Regions from separate parts of the Mus musculus genome. Here region 2 is linked to region 1. The links are chromatin loops, found by intact Hi-C in ENCODE. Cell type or tissue: left cerebral cortex. All regions are shown on one strand. Links, peaks and the distances in the headings refer to the core of each region. The heading gives the core; the rest is flanking DNA. Region 1 holds the start of Zdhhc9 (zinc finger, DHHC domain containing 9). Region 2 holds the start of Bcorl1 (BCL6 co-repressor-like 1).

Evidence for each region. Hi-C counts contacts between places; a loop is a spot of excess contacts. Peaks named below come from ENCODE experiments on the same cell type or tissue, not always from the same donor. Only the 100,000 strongest peaks of a DNase experiment are listed, where the experiment ranks them.
Region 2: it touches region 1 in a loop (4-fold over the local background); 3 of 42 quality-filtered maps call a loop at or near these places.

What each region holds. Positions count from the first base shown.
Region 1 is chrX:48,200,513-48,211,226 of GRCm38, reverse strand. Zdhhc9 (zinc finger, DHHC domain containing 9) reads left to right here and starts at 2,525. Exons shown (of 10, transcript NM_172465.4): 1 at 2,525-2,747; 2 at 4,270-4,559. The coding sequence starts at 4,393. In left cerebral cortex, for the core only: no CTCF peak of the experiment used is centred there; DNase peaks (open chromatin) are centred at 3,490, 5,907, 8,728, 9,027 and 2 more places; H3K4me3 peaks cover 2,550 bases; H3K27ac peaks cover 1,771 bases.
Region 2 is chrX:48,340,696-48,351,409 of GRCm38, reverse strand. Bcorl1 (BCL6 co-repressor-like 1) reads right to left here and starts at 10,052. Exons shown (of 15, transcript NM_178782.4): 1 at 9,927-10,052; 2 at 8,530-8,609. In left cerebral cortex, for the core only: no CTCF peak of the experiment used is centred there; DNase peaks (open chromatin) are centred at 5,687, 6,565, 7,721, 9,531 and 1 more place; H3K4me3 peaks cover 3,944 bases; H3K27ac peaks cover 1,233 bases.

The sequences.
Region 1 (10,714 bases), core at 1,288-9,287:
GGATCTTAACCCATTCAATATTACCTTACACTTATACATGCATGCACAAACGCACACACATGCCATAAACATGAAGACAAATCCTTTAAAAAATAGCATGCCAGAACATACATCACTAAGCCATGAGCTGTCTTATAAAATGGAAGGCTGCCCCTAGATTCTAGTGGTGTTTCTAGTGCTCCTTGGATGCTAGTGGTGTTTCTAGTGCACCTTCCCTTCAAAAGACCTAACAAGGATTTGGATGCATAAAGTAGGGAAGTTTGTGGAAAATAGCAAAGGGAAGAAAAAGAAAAGAGGAAAGGAAAACCAACTCGCAGTCTATAGTTTTTTATTAAGAATTAAAGGATTTTTGTAAAATGATTTAATTGTGTAGGAAGATGTGCTATGAAATGCTTATCCATATAGAATTTCTTGAATTTTCTTTCAGTAGTGAGCAAGACTAGCAACAAATTGTAATAAAACAAGCCTGATTTACAAAACTACTTAATCCCAGAGGGAATGTGACCCAGGCCAGGGAAGGGCAGAGCTCAGGAATGCATTGCCCTGTTATGCTCATTCCAGAACTTCCTAGGCTTCACCTGCATCTGAGCGGTGATCAAAGCATGTTTTGCTTTGGTCACTTCATTTTGATTGCTCTACACTCACAAGAATGGCAGCCAGGCTGAGCATGCGATTCCTAAGGGCATCTCATGTGCACAGGCTTTGGAATTCAGAGAGCTGATAGGGCCATGAGAAATTCCTGTCCTTTCCATGCCAAGTGTGTACTAATACTGGTAGCCTCCAGGAATTGGAGGCAATAATGCTGGTCATAGGCTTCATAAGAAATAACCCGATGATTATAGTCAGCATGAGCACTCAGGAACAATGGGAGCTTTATGAAGACACACTTTCAACTACAAATTAGTTATAACACATTTCTCTTGTAAGACAATTGGGTCACGGTTTTTAATTCCTTTAAATTTTTTGGTGGAAAGATATCATAAATGTTTTAAGAATAATCATTATAAAGAATTTTGTTTTAATATTATATGGGAGCAAAATACTATAAAAGAATAATAATTCTTTTTTTTTTTTAAAGATTTATTTATTTATTATATGTAAGTACACTGTAGCTGTCTTCAGACACTCCAGAAGAGGGCGTCAGATCTCATTACGGATGGTTGTGAGCCACCATGTGGTTGCTGGGATTTGAACTTTGGACCTTCGGAAGAACAATCGGGTGCTCTTACCCACTGAGCCATCTCACCAGCCCAAGAATAATAATTCTTGACCATGTATGTGGTCTCTCATTAAAACTACCACAAAGCTGCCTTTGGGAGAGCATTGGCAGTCACTTCTGAACTAATTCCAACTATTATTGGAAACCCTAGGAAAACTTTGGTCAAGCTCTAGGAAACCTGGGTTGATAACATAGTGTGGTAGGTAAGGAGAGGTCACTTTTAAACATCCCTCATATTATTTGGAAGGTAAGAACCAGTCATACTGGTGGAAACAGATCTGGTGCCTTGTAACATCCACCCTATAATATAATATAATATAATATAATATAATATAATATAATAGTGTGATTCTCAACTGTTTTCCCCACTCCAGTCTCAATTTTCTAAATGGTGTTACTAGCCGTTGATAGCAGAGGCTCAGTAACAGTAACTAACTGCCAGGAGGCACCAGAAGGAAAGAATCAATCTGGTTGATGTATGAAAATTCTGCCTTGGATGCCCCTCCCTTTGTTATCATAATATCTCCAGTTCTTTTGTTTTGTGCATTTGAACCAGGATCTTTCTATGTAGCCCTGGCTGGCATGGAACTCAAATGTCAGACCAGGGTGGCTTCAAATCTTCTTGCCTTAGCTTCACCACACCCAACAAGATCTCAAATTCTAATAGAAAATAGAAATTAACTACCTTTTGGCAATCTTTGCATCATTATCTACCTGGAAATATTTATGTTGTCTCAGTGGAGTTCCTCCAACTTCCTTAATGTCAATGACTTGTTTTCAATATCACAAAATGACATTCTCAGATATGGTTATCTCTTTTCATATTCTTTTTCTGTTCTGAAAGCCCTCGAGATTGCGTGGGAGTCCGAGGCTTCTGAATGGGACTTAGGCGGCAGAGAATGTAACGTTAAGATGCCCACGAACAGACCTTGGTCAATTTAAAGGCAAACGGCAGTGGAGAGGCCCAGGGTAAGACGGAATTCAGGGTTAGAGTCCGGATTTGTGAGCTAGTGTTGCTTCAGTGTGTTTGTGGGGAGGCTGCTCTTGGCTCCTCCCTTGTCCGGTCCACACCACCTTACGCCTCCGCTTTTGCGTAACTATATTAATAGACGAGAACACTTCGCGTCCTGGTGCTCAGACCCCAGAGAGAAGCTGGCTGGAGCTTGGCAGGTGGGCTTGTAGCAAGGAGATGGGTGGGGGGAGTGGGCGGAGGGATTCTGGAGTGACGTTCGAAGTAGCCAATGGTAGTACGCGTTGGGGGCGGGATGGAGACATTGTGATCGTTTAGCCAATGGAGGACGAGCAACTACTGGAGCGACCTGGTGACGTGAGGAGCGTTCCATTCCGCCAGCGGTGGGCGGTTGCCACAGCTGGTTTAGGGCCCCGACTATTGGGGCCCCTTGTCAGGAGGAGGCACCCTCCCTGTCAGGGAGAAGTCGCTACCACCTCTGGCTGCTGACGAGATCCCCCGGGACAGTGTGCACTTTCTGCCCCCAGTTGCCGGCCGAGTTCAGTGTCCCTTGTTCAGGTAACAAGGGGTGGGGGTGGGGGTCTCCGGGGCTCGGCTCTCTGGAGGGCTGCATCCCCCTTCAGCTCCGCCGGGACCCAGGGACGTTGGCACCGCCCTGCTCAGCTCGCCAGCCACGGAGCCCCTGGCCGGGGGTGACTACACGTGGCGGGGCGTGTGTGAGTGTGTACGAGCGTGTGGACGCGTGTGCGTGTGGATGTGGCGCGCGTCCCAGCCAGCCTGGGGCGGTGGTCGGCTGCGTGGCGGAGGCAGGGCGGGCCTCCTGAGGACGAGCCCGCTGCACAGCCCTGGCTTCTGGCGCTAAGCTGCTGAACCAGGTCGCTGCTTTCTGACGGATTTTAATTTTCCTTCTCCCAGGTTGGGTCCCCCTTCCTAGTCTGTGTTCTTCTGCTGGGTCAGTTTATGGAGGCGGGGGGAGGGGGGAGATTGTTTTCCAGGTTAGTTTTACACAAAGGAAGTGATCTTTGCACCTCTGGGGCCCCCTCCCCTTTCCCAAGCCTTACACCTTTCCATCTTGTTGCTAGGCTCTTAGTCCCCTTTTGGACCTTTGCCCTCTCTAGCTCGGGAATGCTCTCTGGCTGGTTGTTTCTTGCTCATCGGGCTGCAGGCTTCCGCCTCATTCTTGCCAGCATGGGGCATGTGGTGCCAGTAAGTAGAGGACACAGCCCAGCACCTGAGAGAAGAGGAGGATGACAGTGGCTGGGAAAGGCGAGGCCCGGAAATCCAGGATGCTGAATGGAGCTATGATACTGGTGAAATGTCCTAGAAAGCCCCCAAGGGACTTTTCTTAGCTGCTGCCACCGCCCTCAGCCACCCCCAACCCCAGCATCAGTTGCCAACCATCCCAGGATCTCTCCTGTTTAAGGAAGCCTTTTTATCTACAATATGATGTGGGCTCACAAATGTTAAACTAGACCAGCCAGAAGATTTCATTTCGGACTCCAGAAGTTACAGAAGGTTTGATTAGGGGAAATCTGTTTTGTGGAAATACAATGTGTGTATGCTTCCAGAATGCCCTGAACAGCTTACCCCAGCCAGAGGGTTACTTGTTCCTTCCTGTGAGTAATATTTGAATATTGAAGAAAGAAGGAGAGGTAGAGGAGGTATGGGAAGGGCTACTTAGGGACAAAGGACAACAACAACAACAACAAACATTATTTTTATAGATATCTTTCTTTAGGTGACTAAAGAACATGGTGGTACAGTAGAAAGTACAAAGGGTGGCTACTTCCAGAATTCCTACTTATTTCCAAGACTCATATCATCATAGCTCATCAAAATCACCAGCATGGGTTTAGAAACAGGATTGATTAAGAAATATCAGTCCCCTCCCCCTCTGGAGAACTGGTTTGTTTGTTTGTTTGTTTGTTTTCCTCCTTAGAGACCAAACAGAGATCAGAAATAAAATTTTCAAACTTTCCTGCTCTTTCAAGCAGTGCTCATCTTTCTGTCTTTGGGAAATGAGGGTTCAGTTGTATTTTGTCACTCTTGTCTCAACACCTTACCCCTTTCTTTTTCTTAGGGCTCTTGATAATGTTTGACCCAGTGGCAACACTAGTAGACGACCTGATTTTAAAGCTGACCTCAGCCTCTGCATCTTCTCTCGAGTAGTCCCAAAGCCCATCTTGGACCAGGAACTGTAATCATGTCTGTGATGGTGGTAAGAAAGAAGGTGACACGGAAATGGGAGAAACTCCCAGGCAGGAACACCTTCTGCTGTGATGGCCGCGTCATGATGGCCCGGCAAAAGGGCATCTTCTACCTGACCCTCTTCCTCATCCTGGGGACATGTACACTCTTCTTTGCCTTCGAGTGAGTTTTCATTGAACACAATTGTCTCCTTATGGTTAATTTGGGTCCAAGGAATGACAGTACCTCCTGGGCATTTGTGGTGGTTCTTGCATGATTTTACTCTTCTGTTGAACGATATCTATAGGTTGTGTTTAATTGAATTCACTACTTTGTGGTTATAGTAGAATATGCACTTCCTAAAAAGGCCAAGAATTTTAATATCAATTTCATAGTCCTGATGTGGGGATATTCCTGACAAAGTTTGTCATAAAAATTCACGTCCTTTCACTGACAGTAACTTAATGATAAATGACTTCTTTTCAACCCTTCCCAACTCTGGGAGTAACCCTTGTTGTTATAACACCCCTCACCAATATCCACTTCATCTGCTATTCAGGGTACCATTTCTGTAAGCCCTAGTTCTTACCTAGCTGTTCATTTGAAAACCAAACTGAGTTGAGAACCTGAAGATTGGTCCCAGCATCAGCTGTACCACAAGGGAGCTGTGGGAACGCCATATAGGTGCTTTTGAAATGTGGGTTGTTCTTTCTTTCCAAAATCACTCAGCATCCCAAGGCTACATAGAGAAACTCTGTCTCAAAAAAAAAAAAACAAAACAAAACAAAAAACCACTGAGTATAAAAAAAATTATAAATGTTCTGTGTAAGCCTGATGCTAGCTTTGGGGTTACTTTTTTATGCAATGTTGTACCTAGTACTAGAGATACTGTTTGAAGCCTGTGTAGGTCACTGCTCCAGGGAGGTGGCCAGTTGGAGTCTAGTGTACTGTGTACTGTGGCATGATTACTGCATACGCAGAGAATGATTCCAGGCTCCAGGGATGGGAGCAGTGCTAATTGTTTTGGGATTACTGTATTAAGGAGGACCTTGAGGAAACAAGAGGTGTATGTGTGTCTACTGAGGCCACACCTGATGTGAGCCTGCCATGGGTGACCTGGAAACAGATTTCTCATCCTGGGGTGTGGTTGGCAGATGCCAGGGGGTGCTCCTCAACCAAATGGAGCTGCAGCCCCCTGGGACTCACTTTTGCCTTTCTCTAAGGGCTCCAGGCTTTCGCTGTGCATCTCAGTGTGATTTGGAGGCTACTTTGCCAGCCTTTCTATGGTTGCGGCTGGCTTGAGGAACAGCAGTGGGAACAGTGTTATAATGCTCTATAACAGCGCTGGTAAAATAAGATCAAATGAACTCTTAGCTAAAGGTCCTTTTGTTGTTATTGCCTCTGACTTTGTGGACGTTTTCTGTGAAGTTAGGCAGGTTGCTGAAGGCTTCTTACCTCTTTTCATTCTGAGTTTTATAGCTCAGTGTGTGTGTGTGTGTGTGTGTGTGTGTGCATGCACCATGTGCTTCCGTGTGGTACAAGTGAGCATGTGCAGCCAGCCAGGCAGGGTTATGCATAACACAAAACAGTTTGCTTTCCTTCAGCTCCCACTTTCCATGTTTCTCCTGCTTCGTTTCTGCTTTTCTTCTTGATGAGAGCACACATTGAATTCTGATGTCAGTTTCTGTCTTTTTTGTTCCTTTGGTTCCATCTATCTCTGCCATTAGATGCTTATGATTGGAATTTCTCATGACAGAGATGAGACTTGTTTCCAGGCTATGGCTGAGTTGGTAGTTCTGGGTCCAGAAAATCTCTGCTTTGGTCAGAGAAACATGGGGTATAGAGCTGTGGCTTTTTTGGCCTTTTTTTTTTTTTCCTGTACCTGGAAGGCTTAAAGAGACTGTGACTTGGATCTGTTCCACTTAGGCCCCTGAAGGCCTCTGAAGAAAACTGCCCATGGGATGAAGCGTCTAATTAGCTAAATTACTGTTCAACAGGGGCGTGATAAGTTTTCTTCTGAGATGATTCCCGTTTCGAAATTACTCCTTGGGTTGTTGTTGGTTTTTGTTTTGGGTTTTTTTTTTTTTTTGCCATGAAGAGTGAAGTTGTTTGTAAAACTGCCCCGAGTTCCAGCTGTCTGTCTGAAAGAGTAAATATTTCAAAAGTAAAGGCTGGGGGAAGGGAGGGAAGAAGGAAGTAAATGTGTTAGCTTAGGAGTGGAATGGGGAAGTGTAAATCTGACCAAAGAGGAGAGGACTCTAGCAATGAATGCTTTCATGTGATGAATGCTTTTAATAAGTAAGGCGGAGTCTGGTGTGTGTGTGTGTGTATACGTGTATACCTGGTCTATCTGTATCACATATGCAGGCAAATAGATAATCAAAGTGGTGGTTGCCTTGTGCCTATCCAATGGTAGGCTGTACAAGGCACAGCAACATAACTGTGAAGAATAGAGTTTTTTTTTTCTTGTTGACTAGTCAATAATTTATTCTGAGTCAAATAGCAGAGGGTAGGATTTGGAGGACACAGTTAAGACTCTAATGTTAGTATTAAGATGCAATGAGACCTAAGGAAACCAGATCAATGATTTAGTCCCTATTTTCAGGCAAGTGATGATAGTAGCATTTGACACTACACTTGATCTTAGCCAAATGACCAAGAAGCCCTAGTGAGCATATTTGGATACACAGATTGCTGTCTGTTTTCATTCTCAAATTATCGGTAAGCCTAGGTTCCATATCATCTGGCTGACATTTTTGCCTCCCAGGAAGATAGTTCAAATCTCGCTACACATCTGGATGTGCTTTTTATCAACCCGGTCCTGTTGGCAGCAGGTGCTTAGGAAAAAAATTGCGAGCAGATTTAGGGCTGTGTTTGGCATAACCACGGGTCAGCCAGATGGCTTGAGCAGCCTGGTCAGTCCTGTGGGTGCCCCCTTCATGAAAATTGTGCAAGTGCAAGTGCCAGCCTTGCGTTTTGAGATTTTTGCCTTTCCAAATCTCGAGTCTTCAAAGTGATCTGCAATTTTCAGTGGACAGGTTGGATGCTGGATCCATAAAATGACCTAAAAGACCTTTTGCTTGGGAGCAGTTAGCACCAAATCGTTAGAAGTTAGGTGGTTGTCCCTCAAGATTGCTGTCGCAGAGTGGACAGTCTGTGCGAAGTTGTTAATCCTCTGGTAGCTCTGTCTGAGATTCTACCTAACTGTCTGTCTGAAAGGGCCCTGAAGGCACCAAAGGGGAGTGCAGATTACCAATAGGTGCTTGTCTTTGTAGTAAATCTATATAAAGTTAAAAGTGGAGTGAAAATTGCGAAACACTTAAAGGCAAAGTATTTTCTGATTAATTCTGGGGCTGGGGTAATTAGAAAGTGTGTGTGTGTGGGTGCCAGTTTCAGCTTTCAACCCAACGAATGAGATATATGCCTTTCTGCTCGAATCCTTATGTTGGAACATTATAGCACAATAACTGTGACAATCTGTGAACTGTCCAGCTACTCAAAAGCTTTTGTGATATTTGGTTTAACTCAGTGTCCCGAGGAAGTGTAGACTTTAGGAAAGGACCAAACACATTGTCTTCTGGAGTGAACTTGTTAGGGTTCTCTTTTAACTCTGCGACCAGATTTCTAGTGGATCAAAGTCCCCAAACATTTTATGTGGCAAGCAGGGCTGTATGACCCTTGACCCCTCCACAGAAGTGTGTGCTGCTATGCTTGGTGTTTGTGCTCTCTGCGTGCTGTATATGGAGGAAATTGTATCAAGGCGCTGTCAGACCAATTTTTGTCAGATTGGTCCCCATGGGTGCTCTTTGATGTGCATATTAGAAGAGAAGTCACTGAATTGAATAAACTATAAAAAGGATTTATAATATTGCATAGTAATTATCTTAGTTCTAGCGCACCCAATATTTCCTCCTTTTTCAAATTCCTTTAACTGTATCTCTTCTCATTGTACCTAATAATCACGTGACATGCCTTACACTTCTGAATTCTTATTTTGATTTTTTTTTTTTTTGAGCTAGGGTCTCACGTAGCTCGGGGTGGCTTTGACTTTTCTGTGTAGCTAAGGATAACCTGGAGCTCCTGTTCCTTGCTTCCTTCCGCCCCACTGAGGATTGGCAACCCTGATCTGTGTTACCACACCCAGTTTGGGTGTTCTCTGCTTCTACTGGGTTTACACTCCTCTTTTGTTCCATAGAGCTTCAAGCACTTTCAGGCTCAGGTGTTATCTCCTGTGTCTGTAGCCCCCTGTGGTGATCCGCACTGGAGTAGGTAGTCAATAAATGTTGCCAGGATGCATTTAAAATTCCAGTCTCTGACTCACAGAATCCTAGCCCGGTAGCGCGCTATAAAGGGCTCTGGAAGATCTGTTGAATGCTCATCTCTTAGCTATGGAATTAGGAAGACATTCAAATGATTATATTCAGGCTGTGTGTAATGGCAAGCTCATGCTATTAGTAGGAAACCAAAGATGATTTTGTGGAGAACTGACAGCATTCTGGTGTGGTATTCTTGCAGGAGCACCGTGCCTTCTCTCTCTCTGAGTGAAGATTTCAAATGTAAGATGCTTCAAATGTAAGAGTTCTTGAAGCATCATTGCCTCTGTTGCCACTCCTATGCCTGGAACCCAGGATGAGAAGTGCTGAGAGAACGATTGAGCAAGATCTGCTCCTTCCCTAGACACTCGGGGTGCTCATGACTCAGTGGAAAGCCGATCTGACAACAGTTAAACAGGTTTAAGGAAATACAGAACTGCAGAGACGAAAGCCACACTTTGACTTTATGTGGGCGAGAACTGTTGTGTATGTGGCCATCCAAATGGCTGTTTTAGAATACTACCAGGGCCTTTTGATTATCAGTCGGCTACAGTTCTTCTTGAGACTAGGTCTCATGTAGCCTTGGCTAGCCTCAGATGTACCATGTAGCCGACAATGACTTGGAACTCTTGATCCTCTTTTCTCTCTCTCTTCAGTGCTGAGATTGCAGGCGTGTGTCACCATGTCTGCTTTTATGTAGTGCCGAGGTTGGAACCTCAGGCATCCTGCATGCTAGACAAGTACAATAGTAACCGAGCCACATCCCTAAGCTGTCAACTTTATTCTTGATAAAGTATGTTCTTTGAAGACGTGGCTCCCAAACACTTTTATTTCCTTTAATAATTTTCTATGGTTCATTCGGAGTTCCTCTCTGTGTTTTTTTTATCTTGCTCTCAGTTTTTATAGTGATGGCTTACTTACTGTCACTCTGCATTTAAAATGTTCGTTAAAGTTTCATCTAGATGAATACTGTCCTTTCTCTCCAACCCAAAGCCTCACAAGTGTCCTTCCTATTGAGCTGCACCCCCCTACACACACACACACACACACACACACACACACACACACACACAGGGCTACATTCTTTCTTTTCTTGAGATGGGGATTTCTTTATGTTGTTCAAGTGCCTTTGAACCCACGTGGTCCTTCTACTTCAGCTTCACAATTATATGGGACTGTAGGCAAGAAGGAGAGTGAGTCAGTTGTCTGTACCATTTGGTTGCTTTAGAAAGGGTCCACTTAGGCAAGCCTGGCCTGCAACTTTCTAAGTAACTCACACGGGCCTTTAATCTGCCATCTTTCTTATCCCCGTCTCCCGAGTGCTACGATTATAGGCATGCGCCTCCATGCCAGTTGAGAATGGAATTTAATAAGTATTCAGCTCTCTGTTTTGGAAAAGGTGAGCGCAGAGGACAAAGCTGACATTCGTTGAGAAGCTTACTGAGGGAGAGAAGAGACTTCAGAAGTCTTCCTCCTCAGAGAGGCCAGAGCTAGTATTGTTTAAGAGTGAACAAAGGACGCACCTTGTGTCTCTTGCCAAATCAGGAAGCTAGGTAATTTAGTGTAATTAGTGGGATGTCTCTGAATTGGAGCAATGAGAAGAGAGGAGCCTTCTGGTGATGATTAGATAAGGCTAGTTAATGGAAGACCTTGGCATACTGGTCTGTGGACTTTGGAGCCATGCACGCACACACACACACACACACACACACACACACACACACACACACATCGTTGGCAGCAGGGAATTGTTCCAAGTTCTTTGTTTTGTTTTTGTTTTTGTTTTTTTGTTTTTTGTTTTTTGTTTGTTTTTTGAGACAGGGTTTCTCTGTATAGCCCTGGCTGTCCTGGAACTCACTTTGTAGACCAGGCTGGCCTCGAACTCAGAAATCCACCTGCCTCTGCCTCCCAAGTGCTGGGATCAAAGGCGTGCGCCACCACGCCCGGCTGAATTGTTCCAAGTTCTTAAGCAAGGGTATACTATGATTGAAGTTTAAAAATTGTCATTACAGCTAACATTTGGCA
Region 2 (10,714 bases), core at 1,918-9,917, 140 kb before region 1:
GCAAGTCTTTCTTTTACTGCCTTGCTCTCACTTCAACTCTATTCCTGCTTTATTTCTACAATAAAGAGAAACACAGAACTCAACTAAAATTGTGCCAAGCAAAATAATAAAATCGACTCCCCAACTATCTTGGTGTGCTGCACCCACAGCTACCTTTTAAACCCAGGAGACTTATGGACTACCAGTAGATGTGTGCTCAGGGAACAGCCATAATATTTGCCTAAACAGAAGAAAAATAGGTAGGTAAATCTCAGGGCTAGAGGACAGGTAGAAAATAACAATGCATTTTCTAAGTCAAACAGAAAAACCGTTAATTTGTCAGCCAATCTGCCGTTTTCAATTGGCCTGTCCTCAGTCTCTCCCTGTATTGGCAAAACTAACAGAGACCCAATTGTTGACACCAAAGTCCACTCCAGCTGCAGAGAGGAGATCTACTTTGAAGGCCACTGTTTTTCCTTTGCCCAGAAAGTTTGGTTTGGGGAACCCAGAGCTTTCTCCAGTATTATTCTCTCCCATTCAATCACTGGTGAGCATCTTTATCATCGAAGCACATCAGCTCCGGGTTCTATCAGCTTTCGGAGCATTTCCAGAGATAGTTAGAACACTTAACCAGCCATAATATAACACAAGAGTCCTTTACTGAAAGCAGTATTTTGGGCTGGAGACATGGCTCAGTGGTTAAGAGTATATATTGCTCTTGCAGAGAACCCTAGTTAAGTTCCCAGCACCTACATCAGGCAGCTTCAGGGAATTTGATAGCTCTGGTGCAAAAGATCCCTTAAAGTTTCAATGGGATATTCAGTCTTCAGTTCCTGTCCAGAAAGAGTAGATGTTGTCATGGCACAACCGTAAAAGCAACTACCACCTCCACCTCTGAGGCAGATGCAGCAATGTGTTAAGGTATTACTTCCTACCATGCAATAAACCCTGGATGTCTACTAATCAAAAAGAATTACAGAGAAAAAGGACAAAGGGCTAATATGAGGGGTGGATAGCAGAATGAATTTTTAGTTTCATTCTGCCTTGTATGTAGTAAGTAACGTCATAAGACACAAGAAATTTTAGTTCTAAAAATATATTCCATTTGTTAAGTACCTTAGCAGTGCCTATATACATTTTATTTGATAGAATTCTAACCATCCTATGATATTTAGTATCATCTCCCTTGTCTAGATAAGAACACTGAGGCTCAGGAAAGTTAGTGACTTGTTTCCTGCCATACTATTAGAAAGTTGAACAACAAGGACCAGACACAGCTCTGTCTCCAAAGGAGATTAATTAGGATGCAAGGCCACCTGGGCAAGGCAGAAGACCCAAGTTCAACTGAGTAAAGACTCTTCATGAGAAAATATATTCAATCCTCTCATAGATCCAAGTCTTCAGTGGATCTCCTCCCTGGGATCATATCTGTGTGTTATACATTTCACAGAACTCAGAAAAAGAAAGACCTCCTTGGTGTCCTCATAGCCCTGCAGTGGCAAAATTCTACTGTAGCTTTAAATGGAATCAACACTAAGATAGATCTTAGTAATGAGGTAAGGAAATTTTGTTTCTTAGCAGATAGTAACGATGTCTCAACCCCAAAACTGCTGCTACATAGAATTCAGGCCTTCCCAAATCTTTAGCCCAAGTTAAAATCTTTAAATACAAATGAAGCCACATCTTGCCTTATTTATTTAACTCTACTGGGGAAATCGGAAAATCACAGCATTTTACAAAGAACAAGCCACATCTTCAAACTCATCACAATTTATCTACCAACAAAGAGGAAAACACCACCTCAACACTAGACCTGCAGTTTTCTTTAAAGGTGGGGGGGGGAGTGGGGGGTGGTAGGGAGGAAACTAAGCATAGTATCACCCACTCTTATCCAAGCACTTGGAAGGCTGAGACAGAAGCAGGCAAATCTCTGTGAGATCAAGGCCAGTCTGGTCTCCATAGGCCATATCTCATTAAAAAAAAAAAAAAAAGACAAAATAAATAAATAAATAAAATAGTCAACCTATCAGAGTATTGTTCCCTGCCTGCCCCCCCCCACCCCCATGCACATACTCCAAAGTTTTTCTCATTGTTCCTTAACAAATCTACACTTACTATGCTAAAAATGATAAATTTTTACATGTTTTATGAGGAAAGAGTTGCTACTGCTTTAAAAAAAATACTACAAGAGCTTACTGGAATTTTGGAGACAGAAACAGAGTTACGTTTTGCTCTTGACCAGAACACAACTTTAGTTCGCTAAAAGAACATTTTCAACATAAAAGACCATTTTAAAGTTATGAACAGCAGGAAAGGCTATGATTTAGAAAGAGGACGATTTCCTACATTTTACAGACTGGCATGAATAATACCTGGCTCATATAAGAGATCATATAAAATACTGCCCTCGAATCCCCTAGTGACACAAAGGGAGATTACTTATTTCCTCCCTCTTTAGCTATCCTGGCACTAAAGATTCGAGCAGACACAGACTCAGACTGACTTCCAATGCTAACATTAAGAAATTTCCTTTCTAAAAACTCCCACTGATCTAAGTGCCCCCTCTTCCTTCACACAGCCATCCTCCGTGTTTTCTCCCCCTTCCTGTCCAATTAGTAGCAAGTTTCACTCTCTAGTCTCTCCATTCCCCTCTAGTGTTCATGTTCCCATCCAAACTCAGCACAGAATTCTTGCATGGCTTCTTAAGAGGCTAGCTGACCCTGGGAAAGCTCTATATATTCAACCCAATCCATCCCAGATAGCTCCACCTAGAATTCACAAACCAGTGTAAACATAGTCCAGTCAAATCCTGATTAAAGTCTCTTTTTGGTGCCCTTAACTCTACTGTTCAATTCTGGCCCAAGGCTCTCAGGTCCCTGTTCTTTATCCTGTTTGTTTTGCTCTGGAATTTCTATTGCTTACCTCCTTATATCTAGGATTCCTCCAGCTTACAGACTGGAAAAACTGGTGTAGTCCCACTTTCTCCTATTCTCCACTCAAGATGGGACCAAGACTCCCCTTTCCCATTCAGAATCTTGACATTCATCTGGATTTGCTAAGAAATGTTTCAGCTTAATCCCAGCTATTCTGTTTCCTGGGTCCTCCCACAGTAGTGACTATCAAAAATTAATCTTTACACTCCTCAATCCCAGCTTTGAACAGCATCTGAATGCCTCTCTCCTTTGGCTCTTTAATGATCTGCTTTTCTTTCACATTGTAGGGTTTTGTTTTATTTATTTATTTTTTTCCGTTTCAATGCTAAGGCTTGAACTCAGGCCATCATACATTCTAGGCAAGCATTTTACATGCCCAGCCCACATTGTACATTTTAAATTCTTAATATGGATACTACCTCTCCTTCTTTATGGGTAAATATATTTATATTTCTTTCTAAATGCCAGTTTCTTCCTAGCCTATTTTTATCCAAGATCTTCTTTCTTACTCCAGCCTTAGCAATTCTAGTACTAAACTGTAGAGAGCCCTAAGGGTTCTTCGAACTTTCTTTGGAAAACATTACCCTGGAGGTTTCAACTTACTGCTTTCTTCTTAGTTAGACCTGACATGGGAACAATGATGCTCATCTTCATCTTCCTTCCCCCATTCCCTGCCCTATGGTCCCCTCTCCCTGACTTCTTTTGCCTTCCTTCTTTCTAGTGGTAAGCCTCTTTTGCTCCTATGATTCTGTTTCTCTCAGCAAAGCTCCTCCCTAAAGCTCACAGCACAGATTAATCAAGGCTTGAGATCCTCTGCCACCTTCACCAAGCATTTCCTTGCCAGGGTAGGGAACTGTATCATGAATAAGGCTCAGATACACACCCCCAGAGAAACCTCCTCTGCTTCCCAAGAGCCCCAAAGCCAGTAAGAAAGAAAGGCAATCTCCAGGATGCCACACATCTTCTCTACCAGTCCTGGCAAATCAAAAAAAAAAAAAAAAAAAAAAAAAGCTAGATCCAGAAGAGTGCCTTGGTATGGCCCCATTTCTCATACAACGTCCCTCTACTTTGACAACAGCAAAGCTGGCTAGGACTCACTTAGCTTTACCCTGCCCTATTCCAACAATTAGCCGTCCCTTCCTTATTACTGTTTTACAGAACTAGTCTATTCAAGCCAGACTTCTGCATCTCTTCCCCTTCCTGTATCAACTAGGTATCTAGCTCTCTTCACCTCTGGGTCAGAATGGAAAGGAACCTACATACTGTTTCTGCAAAGCTAGTAAGAGATTCAGAAGGTTTCTAGACAGGGTTTCTCTGTGTAGCCCTGGCCATCCTGGAACTTATTCTGTAGACCAGGCTGGCCTTTTAACTCCAGAGACTCACCTGCCTCTGCCCACTGAGTACTGAGATTAAAGGTCTGTGCCTATAAAGAGTCAGACTTTCAAAAGTCAGTTTAAGAGTGACTTTCCCTTGATTAGTTCATACCCACAAGAATAAATTTCATTTTTTCCGAGTGTCTATCTTTTCACTAATGCCTGCACTCAAGTGTACATGAAAATCCATTAACAAAGTCCATTTTAGCGAGCTTTTGTGCCAAGCCCTGGGGGCTCCCATCTCCCAGATCCACCTCAAAATAATCTCCTCAGGTGCAAAAACTACCTGCCACCGAGGTCCTCATGAACTACTCAAGATGCCCACGGCAAGCCTCAAGTGCATAATGGAACTTTGGATTCTTTTAACTTGACTCACCATGTCCCTGTTGCTCCCTCTGTTTGGCTTGCTACTTTTGTTTCTGTCAAAATTTTACAGGTTCCTTCTCAACCTTTTACTGCCTTTTGGAGCCTCTGGGTGATTCTTGGTGCGGGATTATCTCTTTAATCCCCAGTGGAATCTTGTAAGTTTCTTTCCTACAGACTGTCATCTTCAGTACCACCAGGTGACATCACATTCGAGTATCCTAAAACTCTGCCCAAATTTAGCTTTGACTATGCCACCTGCAGTCTCCCCAATAAGAAAGGCCCCTCACTGCTAACATTCAAGGACAAGACACACTAAACAGAACAGCGCTAGATGACCATTAAAATGGTAACTCCCAGCCATCCTTTGAATTTTATTATGAGCCTAATCAACTCCCAACTCCAAATTCATGCCCCATTTCTTTCCCCATGAAACGTTTCTGCAGTGTGATTCCGAGAAATAGTCTTCTAAGTTGAAAGACGCATGGGACTAACACTTGAAGCCTTCGAGTGTACCCCAGAAGTCTGACCAAAGCTATCTGCAGCTGCCCTCTACCCAGTGTCATAGGAACGACCTCCAAATCGCCTTGAGAGTATTCATCTGTGCCTTGCTTCACAAGCCCCCTTCCCACGGGCATGCAAAGAGCCCCCAAAACGCTGGGCTGGAAGAATGCTCGCCAACTGAAGCCTGTCCTGACTGTCTACTCTAGAAACCAGCAAGAATAAGAAAGTATCACCACGTCGACAGTTTGATCAGGCAACCTTGAAATTTTCAAAACAATACAACAAAAACACAGTGCTTCTAATGGGGAGAGGAGGGGAAGCTTGAGCGGAACAGAAGGGCACCCCCAACGGCCTGTGGTGTTGGGCCTCCTGGGTTTGCAGCGTGCTTCCCTCCCGCCTTTCCCCTCAACCACATCTTTCGATACAACAATCTCCTGCACCTCCATAACACGAAAACCCCAGCCTTGGTGCCGCCGGCTCCTCCCAGCCTTGCCCGGACGTCCCTCTGGCCCAGCCTTCCTCTCCACGGGACCCCGGCGAGGAGGGCCCCCTCCACCGTCCAGTTCACCCCTCTATCCCTTTCCTGGCTTCTGGGCGCCCCCACAAGGCTCCGTCCCGAAGCCGAACCTCCGGGAGCCAAGCCCACGAGGCCCGTCGCGGGACCCACCCCCCCCCCTTCCTTCTCCCAGCACCTCGTCCTCCACGCACCGGGCCCCCGGGGCTCCTCTTCGTCGTCGTCCTAGCTCGTACCGCCCCCCGTCGGGGACTCCACCCCCAGCCTGCCCCCGCCCGCAGAAAGCCCCCCTCCCCACCGCGCGCCGCCTGCGCCCTCTGCCCCGGCACGGGACTCTCTTTGGCCTCGGTTCCCCGCCCAGAAGCGGCGGCGGCGGCGGCAGCAACGGCGGCGGCGGCCCTAGCAGGAGCGGCGGCGGCGGCGGCAGCGGCAGCAGCGCCGCCCGGGCCCCGCCCCGCCGCCCGCCGGAGCCCCACGCCCCGCCCGCCCGCCCCGCCGCCGGACTACTCCCCCCCGAAGACCACCACTAAGCCCCCCCACTCCCTGGCCACGATCCGCTTGAATCCAGCTCCGCTGGGCCTGCTGTCCATTCCTCACGCCCCTTATGAAGCAGGGTGGGGGAACCCTGGGGTTCGCGGCCATCCCTCTCCCTCCCTCTCCAAGGGCCAGGGGATTGCCCCTGATCCCGAAATCCGGCCCCGTAACCGGAGCCTCCCTCCTTTCCAGCCCTCTGCTTTCCTCCCAGACCCCTAGCCTCCAGGCCTGGCGCGAAGCGGGTTGAGGGCTTGCAAGCCAGCTGGGTCTCCCACCAGGCTTGCCGGGGCCAGTATGAATTGCCCCCATCTCATCCTTCTTCAATTTGAGCACCCTCCCCGCCTCGCCTGGCCCGGTAGCCCCCGCCCCTAGAGCGAGGGCAGCGGAGCTTGGGCGCTCCGAAGTCATCCCCCGCCTTTTTTCCAGGGACTCGGATAATTGCCCCTGCCCCCATCACAGCACTCCCACTCCCGAACCCAGGCCCCGCCGCCACCTAGGGGTACCCCTTACCCTACGGTTCCTGCACCCCTGAAAAGAGGAGAAAGCAACCCCGAGAGAGCTCCCGTCGCACCTCCACCTCTAAGGTTGGAGGGCATTTTCTCCCGGTCTCTTCAAGACTTCATCACGGACACCACCACCCCCCCCAAAAAATAACAAGCCCTTTTTCGCCCTGCCCTGTTGGCCAGGTTCCCTTCGGATCGTCGGATCCTTGGATGGATCAGGGTTTGGGGCCAGGTACTTCCAAGACCATAGCCTCCACCTCCTTTTCTGTTCAGTGGGGTAATTCCTATGGTTACCCCCCCCGCCCCAGGATCTACAGACCCCCGTTTCCATGGAGACCCCCGCCCAGCCGAGGGGAAGACTCTCTTGGATCCTGGTGAACAAGTCTCACCTGGCTAAAAGAGAAGGAGGTCGAGAAGGGGATAGGGCAGGGCAGGGATGGGGTACGAAGGTGGAAGTGGAGGGGAGCTGTCCCGAAGGGAGGGGCGAGGACAGAGAGAGCTCCCGAGAGCTCTACGTCCGGGGACACGAAGAGGACGGCGCCCCCGGGGGGCAAGCTGAGAAGCTAAGGGAAGAGGAACGGACAGGGTTGGGGAAAGGCTTAGGATAGAAAGAAGCGGGTGGGGGAATACGAAAAAGCCAGGGAGTCAAAAGGGGTGGAGGGGTTGGGGGAGAGAGAAAAAAGACGCACCTGTTCCCGGGTCGGCTCCGCAGGGAGGCTCAGGCCGCCACCCGAGCTCCCTCTCACCCTCTTTGAACCACCACCCGCCTAACACTGCCGGCATCCGATGCCCCCCTCCGCCCCTTATCGCTACCGACCTCCTTCTCCTCTCACGGCGGCGGCGGTCGGACTCTAGGAACTGAGAGGAAGAAGGGAGGGCTCAGCAAAGCGGAGGAGAGACAGAGCCACACACTGGCAGCGCCGCGGCGAGCGAAAGAGTGAGGGGGAGAGCGGTGTGTGTGTGTGTGTCTGTGTGTGTGAGCGAAGCCTGGTGGAGTGGGTGCCGGTCGCAGGGCTCGACGGGAAGTCGAGTCCAGCCTTGTTCGCGGGCGGCGCCTGCCAGCGCTGCAAGAGACTACAACTCCCAGAATGCGGCCTTGGCGAGGGGGGGGATGGGGAGGAGGAGGCGAAGGGAGGGAGCAAGCATGAGAAGGAGGGACTAAAGCTGGGAGCAAGCGGCGGCGAAGGGGGCAGAGCCAAGCAGCCCCGGTGACACTGGGAGGGGAGGGGAGAGGAGGAGGAGGAGGAGGGGATCGCAGAGAGAACCGAGCAGATTCCAGAGAGAGAGGCAGTGGTAGCTGTAGCAAGCTGGGCAAAAAGATAGACTCCCAAGAAAGGCGGAGGCACTCAATCCGCGGGGCTCCAAGAGCTCCACGCCCCCCACCCCGATGCCCCTTAGGAGGGAGGTTGAGGAAGGGAAATGATCTGGGCACTGGGGCCAGAGGCTTGGTTGTCTGCCTTCCTTCCAACATTCTCCACCTTATGCCCCAACCTGACTTTCTCAGGCCACTAGTGCCAGAACCAGTGTGCAAATCACTCTTTGAACCATCCCCAGATCTCCCCTGCCCTGGTACCACAGAGCACACGTATTCAGTCCCCTTTTCCCAGGAGCCTAAGGGAGGCTCCCCTTGCAAGCAGGGTGTGACTCTTCCATTCTTCCCGCACCCCCCCCAGTCGCCACCCTCCATCTCCTTCCCCGGAACCCTCCCCGAAGTAGGGGCTCGCCTTTCTCTCCCCGCCAGGAAAGAGTCCTGGGGGCGACTACCCACCTCTACTCTTATACTGGGCCCCAACCCACCAGCATCCCCTTAGTCGTGTCCCCCTTACCGAAGTATTAGTGGGGGCGGCCGTAGTTGGACTAGTGTCTACTTTCCCTCTGACACTAGCTGTCCTTCACCACGCTGACCCTGTGGAAACACAGAGAAGCAAAGCACATTAATGCTCCCGTATCCCACCCTCCACGTTCGAGCCCCCACAGAAATGGTTCATAGTAAAGAGGTTGGTACTGGAAGTGAGCTGAGAGTAACTCCAGTCCTCAAACCCCATTCTGGTCATGAAAATCCAGGGATCCGTCCCTTTCCTTAAAAGCCATCAAAAAAGCTTGGATCCGGGGCTTAAATTATCTAAACCCCAGGTCCACACCATGCCAAGCAACATTACCTGGCAGGAATAAGACACAAACTAGGCTGCCCCCAAGGGAGGGAAAGTGCAGCCCTCGACGCCTTCCACCCCTCCAAAGCATACCACTAGGAGATTTAGATGGCCAAGGATAAGAGGGAGACGGAAGGGGTGCTGGAAGATTGGAAGGATTGTGGTGGGGAAGGGTCCACCGACCCCGAAGAGCAGAATCCAGATGCTAAGAGGTGGAGTGGTGGGGTGCGGCATATTGCAGACGGCGTCTTCCCTCGGTTTTCCGGGAATCGCCTGGGAAGCCCGTCCAACACCGGGAGTTGCTTACCAGTCAGTCCCCTAACCCCATTTGTGCGCGGGAGGCGACCGGAGCCCAGCTGGGAAGCCCGGGCACAAACTCCGCGGAAGCTGGCCTTCGCCGCCACCGCCGCCGCCGCCGCCGCCGCCGCCGCCGCCGCTGCCGCCGCGCTGCCTCGGGCCTCCCTCCCTCCGCTTTCGGCCCCGCAGATCTACCTTCGCCCCCGGCCGAGGCCAGACCCCGCTTGCAACTCCACGCCCCTACTCCACCCCCTGCTCTCCCTCCCCTCGCCCTCTCCTCCCGGTCGGGCCCAGCCCCTAGCGCCGCCCCGCCCTAGCGCTCGGTCCAGAGCCCAGCAAGTGCCCCGAACTCGCCCCCCACCCCCACGCCCAGGCCAGCCGGGCCGGGCCTGCTCTCCCCCCTCCCGCTGCGCCCCGCCCCCCGAATCCACGTCCTACTTCGCCACCCAACTCGGCCCGGTCCCGGTTCGTCCCGCGCCCACGCCGCCAGAGTCCGCGGTTCGGTCCGGTGCACGGTCACCCACCCCGCCCTTGCCCGGGTGCCGGCCTGCCTGCCCTCGGCAGCCCGCCGGAACGCGCGGTCCCTATCTGAGTCCGGCTCGGGGTGCCGGCCTCGGTCCTGGCGGCGGTGCAGCGTCTCCACGAGGGCTCGGATCACGCAAGATCCGAACCCGCGCAGGGTGGGGGCTGCGAAAAGCAAGTTTCTTTATCCTCCCCCCCCCCGCCCCCGCCGCAGGGCCACGCCGTTCCCGCCCCCGTCACAGCGCCCCCTTCACCTGGGCAGAGCCCCCCGGCTGCTGTCGCAACTTTGCTCTTCTCCACACCGCCCGGGAAGCGGGCGAAGCGGGAGTAGGAGGGAGGTGGCGGGAGGGGGGGTGCTGGGATCAGGCCGCTGGGCTCCCGGAGGACACGTGGGGGAGGAGGGGAAGGAGGAGGAAGAAGGGGGCGGGCCTGCACTTCTCGGGGCTCCCCCCTACCAGCCCCAGGGAAGCCGGAACCTCGCTGGGCAGCCGCAGACCCCGCACTGGCCACGGGGAAGAACGGAGCCACCTTTCCCCAGCCAGTCCTCCGCTCCAGGAAGGGGGGGGGGGTGCCGCAACGCCGTTCGGGGTCGGAGAGCGATCGTTTTCGCTCCTGGTTGATGTGTAACACGCTCTCCCCGTTTTGTTGTTGGTTTTTTTTCTTTTCTTTTCTTTCTTTCTTTCTTTTCTTTTTTTTCTTTTTTTGACTCGGTCTATGTAGGAGGGCGGGGGTCTCGCCCGAGGGGAACGCCCCCGCCAGACACCCCGCCCTTCCTCCGGGCCCCCCACTTCCCCACCCTTGGCGACCTCCGCGCGTGGTTCTGGCGCTCCAGCACTGAGGCCGCGCTCAGGCGCAGTCCTAGCCCGGGCGCCGAAGTGGGACAGGTGCTAGGGCAAGAAAAAATGCCCGGTCCTCGCCGCCTCGCCTCGCCTCCCGAGTCCGCTCGGCCCACTCTTCGTGGCAACCTCCCAGGCTGCAAAAACCTTGGGTCACCCTCAGTGGATATCACTTGCTAGGGTGTGGAGGCATCTGGTTTGGCGGG